Linked DNA regions of Homo sapiens: region 1 is linked to region 2. Evidence: chromatin contacts called from ENCODE Hi-C data. All regions are on one chromosome and are shown on one strand. Each heading gives the region's core, a stretch centred on a gene start or an enhancer-like site at or near the end of the contact. The rest is flanking DNA. Distances are from core to core; before and after follow the strand shown.

Region 1 (3,235 bases), core at 410-2,909, 3.0 Mb before region 2:
TCATATATAGATACAAATCTTTACCATCCTCAGACATCCGCCAACTTGGTTGTTTAGGTTGTAGGGCTTACATGAGGAAGGGTGTATAATAGATAACTCTAAAAATGTTTGAGCCTTAGACCCAGTGAGTGAGAAAGAGTGTCATCATTTAATATTCTCCTGACATTCACCTGCCCCTTCTGCATCTGTGGCTGTGACTGAGGACTTGGTTCTTTATATCACCCAGTGTTCATGAGGATTCTCTGGAGAAATTTCTTGCTGGTCTCAGTATCAAGAAAGGGGGATCTTCTCTTGAGCAATTTTGTTTTTGGTCTTGCATGTGATAGGAATTGAACTTTAGACAAGGCCTCTCTTTAAACTTGACTGCTAGAAATGCAGGAGACAAATTTTGGTCCCACCTGTAGCAAGGGTATTTGACTCTATGAGATGCATTTATTTCAAATGATGTTCATTTTTGGCTCCATCTTGTGTGCCTCATTTTTCATTTCACACACTTCTTTTTGTAGGTTATGTGCTCTTGTAAGCTATCTCGAATTCTGTTTTAAGGACAAGGTAGCATATAAATATAAGGAAATATATAAATGAAACAGAGGAAGGCTTTAAAGTCCAGAACACTATGGCCAGGAAGACAACTATGACTGTGGCTAGAGTTATGGTCTGTGGCCGTGATAATGAGTGTGTTATTAGGGCAGTCCAGCAGTGATTACAGGGAGTCAGACAGACCTCAGTCCAAGTCAGAGGTCTCTCTGCTGTTTATTAGTTGTATGATCTAAGGCATAGCATTCTCTAAACCTTCATTTTCTCATCTTTACAACAGTGATCTCTTTGTATCAGGGAGAGTGGATTAAATGAGGTAATGTATAGAAAGCACTTAGCACAACCGCACTCAATCATTAGCTATTGAGATTATCAGCACTATCACCTGGACAAGCAGCGGATGGGCCGCCCCTCTTGGCCAGGTCTTCTGTGCGCACTGACGTTGTATGAAAGTTGTCCCCACATCTCCTACACCCACCGACGCCAGGCGGCCGCGTCTGGGCCAGATATGGATCACGCCTGTGGAGCGCACCTCCACACAGGCAGCCCTCGTCCAAGGTGCAGGGCGCAGGGCACAGGGCACATGTCTACGGCCCAGTCCTGCAGACGGCTACCTAGAGACCCCAGGGCACAGGTTAAGGCAACTTCACAACTGTCTTTCCGTTCCTTTCCCCTGCCGGACTCCGCGCTCTGATATATACAGGAGAGGCCCTGGAGGGGAGAAGGCGTCCTCACTGCAGTGCTCCGAGCAGCGGCCGCAGGAAGAGGCGTGGAAGCTGCGGGTCGGCTGCGGGAAAGGGGGTCCCATGGGAGCCGCTAGGCGCAGCCCGTTTCCCGAGCTGAGGTGGAGGTCGACGGGCACAGGTGCCCTGCAAGGCGCGGGCGTGGTAGCCGGGAGCCCGCTCCTCTCCAACTCCCCTGAGACTTAACCCTTTGGCCAAGAGAGGTCGAAGGCGGGCAGGGGTGAGAGAACCGCGCGAGGCGCAGGCCGGGGCACCCGCGGAAAGGGGGCAGGTTTCGGGGAAGAGCGGCGGGGCGCCGCACGTTTCCTGCAGCCGCCAGCATCAGCGTGTCAGGTGGTTGCCAGGCGGGTGTGAGCGCGCGCGCGAGGCAGAGGGGGCGCGCTCGCACAAAGTTTGTGCCTGCGGTGCACCTCGGTCGGGCTCGCCGGGCTCGAGGGCTGGCGGGCGCCGGGGCTACGAGGCCCGGGGGGGAGAGAGCCGGCAGGCGGCGGCGGTGGTGGCGGGGGCGATGCGCCGCGCCCGGCCGCGCTAGGTGAGCCGGCACCGGGAGCGCGGGCCGCGGCCATGGGCACCCTGGGCAAGGCGAGAGAGGCTCCGCGGTGAGTAGAGGCGGCCGTGGCCCTCGGGAGCGCCTGTGTCCTTTCTTGGGAAAGAGGCCCCTGCCCGTCGCCCCAACACCCCGAGGGAAGTTGAGGGCGGAGGGGGGCCGGGGTCGGCCGGAGTCCCGGGACACCAGCGCGACGGGCGGACGTGTCCAGAACGCCCGGCGCGCTGCGCCCGGGGTTTCGGGGAGGGAGCTGGGGCTGAGGGGTGGTAGAGGGGCGGCCGCGAGGCCAGAGCTCGTCCGGTGAGATCTGCTAGGGCCGAAGCTCTTCGCGGAGCCGGCGCCCGCCCGCCGACTTCCTCCCCCACATCTCCACGCCCGGCATCGGGACTCCCACTCGCGGACTTTCCGCGCTGCCCGCACCTGCTGGGGCGCTGGGCTCCGGCTGCGCCACCTGGTGGCCCCTCCCGGCCCTGCCCAGAACGGCCGAGGAGCTTGCAGGGAGCCCGCAGAGGTGGCACCCCTCGGTTGCCCCTGCCCCACGGAAGTTTCCAGATCCGTGGGTCAGGGAAACATATCGCCTTCCGTATGGGAAGCTGCACTCCTCTCCCCCTCACTATGATTCTATAGAGGGTCTTGGATAACAGAAGTTGAAGAAAGAGGGACAGTGAGTGAAAGGGCTCTTGGCCAGGCAGCTTTGAGTTTGTAGCCAAAGGACCAGAACTAGGCAACTGCATGAACAAAGGCCTGGCCTCGGCGTAGGGGCTGGACAAGTTGTGCACTTCACAACTCCATTCACATCGACACTGATGGGACTGTGCCTTGCACCACCATACCCAGTAGCGGCAGGAAGCTTGCGATGCTGGACTTCCCGTGCTTATAATCCCAGGAACGAAGGATTCTTGGCCCTGTATGCACGCCCTGCCTCTCCCCATCCAGGTATCCCCTGAGGGTCCACCACTGTACTTTGCACTAGATTCAGAAGGAGGAGTTCAGTACATTAAATTGAGTATTGTAAGGGGAAGAGGACGGGACTGGAAGGAATCCATACTAGAAGTCAAGAGAGTCACCTTCCACTGCAAAGAAAGTTGTGGAAGTTCCAGTTCCCTTGCTCCATTTCATCTCTTACTTTTCTAGGCGGATTTCATAAAAAGCTCAGCCTGAAACTGACCTCCACTGAGATACCTATGCCTGGAGAGGATTTCACCTAAACCAGTTTAGAGTTTTGACGGTCTCCTTCAGCAAACCTATGGGGCTTTGGTTACTTTTAGGCTTGGAAAACACCTTCAAGTTAATTTGTTTCTCTCGGGGTTTTGGTTTTTTCATTTACAGGAAAACATTTGGCTACTGTATTTTTTTAAAAAATATGCCTTTACAGACTCAGAGGCCATTCATTCTATGGATTGTTAAA
Region 2 (3,231 bases), core at 615-3,114:
CCCTGAGCCCTATGCAAATCTGACACCGCCTCTTCCAGTCTCCTCATATAACTGCCTGTTAACCCCAGCACTGGGGGTTTCCTCTCTAGGCTTTGGAGCCCACTTCCATGTGTCTCTACAGGGGAGCTTCTTCCTTTCTTCACCCTTCTTTCTTGCCTATTAAATTCTCCACCCCTTAAAACCACTCCATGTGTGTCTGTGTCATTTTACCCAATTCGGCATGAGACGAGAGCCCTGGTGCTTCTTCCACTCATTGGAGCTGTATCATTTTAAGTGTGTTTCACGTATTTATCTCCTCCAATTAGACTGCAAACTTCTTAAATACTTGACTCATTTGGTAAATATTCATAACTGCAAAATCTTAAAGCTGTATGATTCTAGACGCTAAAACTGATATGTAGACTGTCACTGCTCTAGTCACCCCTACTATTAGAGTTGAGAATGTCAAAATAAAATTGAATGCTTACTATGTACCTGGCATAATTTTAAGTTCCCTACATATATTAACTTACTTAATTCATGCCTTTGGCATCATCCCTCATGACTTTCTTTCTCTTGTATCCCATATCGAATTTGATTCTATTGGCTCTATCTTCAAAATAGAGCTGGAATCCTCTTACTTCTCACCAAATTCACCATGTTGATTCTAGGCTCCGCCATCTCTCTACTGGAACACTGTAACAGCTTCCTAATAGGTGGATTCTCAACACTGCAATCCTTTTAAAATTTTAAGTCACACCCTTCAAAAGTCTGCAATTACCTACAAGACCCTATATAATCCTTCCCCTCCATCACCTTAACCTGCTCTCCACTACTCTCTGCTTTGCTCAATCTGCTCCAGCAACACGGATCTGCCTTAATCTTCCACAAACACACAACGCACCTAGAGCCTTCGATTTTTTTTTCTTGTCTGGAGCACACCCCAATCATACACATAGCGAACTCTCCTTATTTAAATTGGCTCAACTCTCATCTTACCAATAAGGCCTACATAGACACGATTTAATTCTGCAATTTGCCTCTCCACCTCTCTCCTGACTCTCCCCCACCGCACCCCGCCCCTTTCCAATAGCACTTTTCACTCTTCAACAGACTATTTACCTTTAAGATATGTATTGTCTGTTCTCTCCATCCCCATTTAAGCTCTATGCCCGGAATGCCGGGTTTTTGTTTTATTTACGGTTGTATCCACAGAGTCTAAAACAGTGCCTGGTACACGAAAGGCACTCAATACATACTTGGCAAATAAACTTAGAAGCTAGATTTTCTTTCTGCAAGGCCATTGCTCTTTGGTGAAGAGCCTGGCCTGGCCTTGTCAAATACACAAGCTTGACCAAGAGCCAAAGCCACAGAGGGCCTAGAGGTGGGGGGGGCTAGCCCCAGATTTAAAAATTACCACAGCCCCTGGGGATCTGAGTTTCACATCTGGACACACAGGTTTGGAGGACAGAGGAGATGTAAGTTAAAAAGCAGAAGTGTACAGTTGTTTCTGTTCTGTGGGGTGAGGAAGGACAAATTTCTTCTGCGCTTGCACGTCCGCAACTGTGTCAATTTGCAGCAATTGGGACGCTAAATCCCCTCTTACCAAAACAAATCCTGCGCCACTGGGCTTGGGCTCTGCAACGCGGACCTTGCCCTTCCCCCGGCAGCTTCAGTGCCCTCACTTAGGTGGTTAGGCCGTGCCTAAACCTCATTCTTTCCTGGGCCGAGATGTCCCTGCCACAGGGTCAAGGTGCCAAGGTGCCGCACCCTCCGCGCTCAGGTGTCCCGCAGGCAGCCGCGGGGCTCGCAGCGCCGATCCGCGGACAGGCGGCGGAGCGAACACCCGGGCGAGGCCCCGCGGTGCGTCACGCGAGCTGCGGCGCGACCTCCTGGCTCCCGCCCGCGCTCGCCGCACGCACGCGCACTGCGCCCAGCATGAGGGTCGCGGCTCTGATCAGGTAATGCGGTCCTGGAGCCGCCTCCTTCCTCCTAGGCCAGGCTCTCGTCCCTTCCAGCCGCCGCTAGCGCCGAAAGAGTGGGTGTCTCCGTCTGAGTCGCGCGTTGGGGGTTCCGCGGCTCCTCCGAGCCACAGGAAGAGGCGGAGCCTTCGCTGTTGCCGGCCCGCATGTGCCTCGGCCCCTGGCTGGCGCGCCTCCTCCCTGTCTGTCGCTCTCTGGTCTTCTAGCCCTTAAACTTGGATTCCCATTGGATTCAAGTGGGAAATTAAAAAAAGTACCGACGCCTGGGCCCCACCGCCAGAGGGATTGGTTTAATTACTTCTGTGCGACCCGGCGTCTGATTTTTTTTTTTCAAGCTCTAATGAGCCGTGAAGTTTGGAGCCACTACCTTATTCCATCAACTCAGTTAATAACCCTCGCCCTTTCCCCCTCGCTTTCTTCGTCCTCTTCTGTAGTTCCTTTGGTCAGCTGGGTCCGCCGCAGCCTGGCTTCCTCCCTAGTTGTAAGTGTTTCCGCCCATCCCAAGAAGTCCACCCCTCCCTCATCTTCACAGATGTGGATTGCTTATGGCATGTGTGTGTTTCTGCCTTTGGGCACTCAAGTACAGAGATCTCTCTTCGTGGTAGAGACCGAATTGTACTAGTCTTATGCTAGATCCAGTTGCTGTTGCTTCGGACTCTCATCATTGCTTTAGAGTGACCTTACCCTATACTCCGTATTCCAAAAGGAGTTTGATGTCTGTAGTAACCAAATCATAAATTTAAGTGTCTAAATAAGTCCTGTGACTGACAAACCAAAAACAAACCTGCTTAAATATTTCCATACTCAATCTATAAACTGAGGCAGAAGGGAACACACTAGCAACATTAAAAAGTTAGACTACTTAAATACTTGTTTCATGAGATTTTGCCCTGTAGAGTGTCTTAGATACAGTGCAACGATGTGCTTGCTTTTGTAATCCAATTGAAGATTTCATAAACGTTTTCGTTAAGTCCCTTAGGTAATTGATACTGGCTGTAAGTTTTGACCTATTAAGGACTTGATATGAGATTTCAGACCTACTGTAGTGTCTGGAATATTCCGGTTCCCTTTCCTTCAATGTCATTTTTAGGAGACTAGACCATAATGTCACAATAATTATTGTTGTTCAGTAAATGTCCTCTGTAACATAAATGATTAAGCTTTAACCATTGTGTCTTATTTTAAGAATTAAAAGTACCCCAGGAAGTGAATAATTCAAATTTACATCGCTTGCCAAAAGTTTAACGATTAAAGTAAAGCACAACAAACA

Evidence for each region. Hi-C counts contacts between places; a loop is a spot of excess contacts on that map. Pooled maps may share reads with other maps.
Region 1: a pooled map shows a loop between it and region 2 (10-fold over the local background). The contact joins the promoter of RASGRP1 here to the promoter of DPH6-DT in region 2. A Hi-C loop is called at or near these places in 5 of 50 pooled maps.

The regions. Positions count from the first base shown.
Region 1 is chr15:38,563,238-38,566,472 of GRCh38, reverse strand. RASGRP1 (RAS guanyl releasing protein 1) reads left to right here and starts at 1,659. Exons shown (of 17, transcript NM_005739.4): 1 at 1,659-1,879. The coding sequence starts at 1,845. RefSeq lists enhancers at 1,053-1,242, 1,084-1,595 and silencers at 1,453-1,502, 1,663-1,902, 1,933-2,152, 2,163-2,362.
Region 2 is chr15:35,544,828-35,548,058 of GRCh38, reverse strand. It overlaps DPH6-DT (DPH6 divergent transcript), which reads right to left and starts at 1,864. Exons shown (of 3, transcript NR_038251.1): 1 at 1,586-1,864. It overlaps DPH6 (diphthamine biosynthesis 6), which reads left to right and starts at 1,894. Exons shown (of 9, transcript NM_080650.4): 1 at 1,894-1,940. The coding sequence starts at 1,918. RefSeq lists silencers at 1,422-1,471, 1,772-1,911 and an enhancer at 1,959-2,893.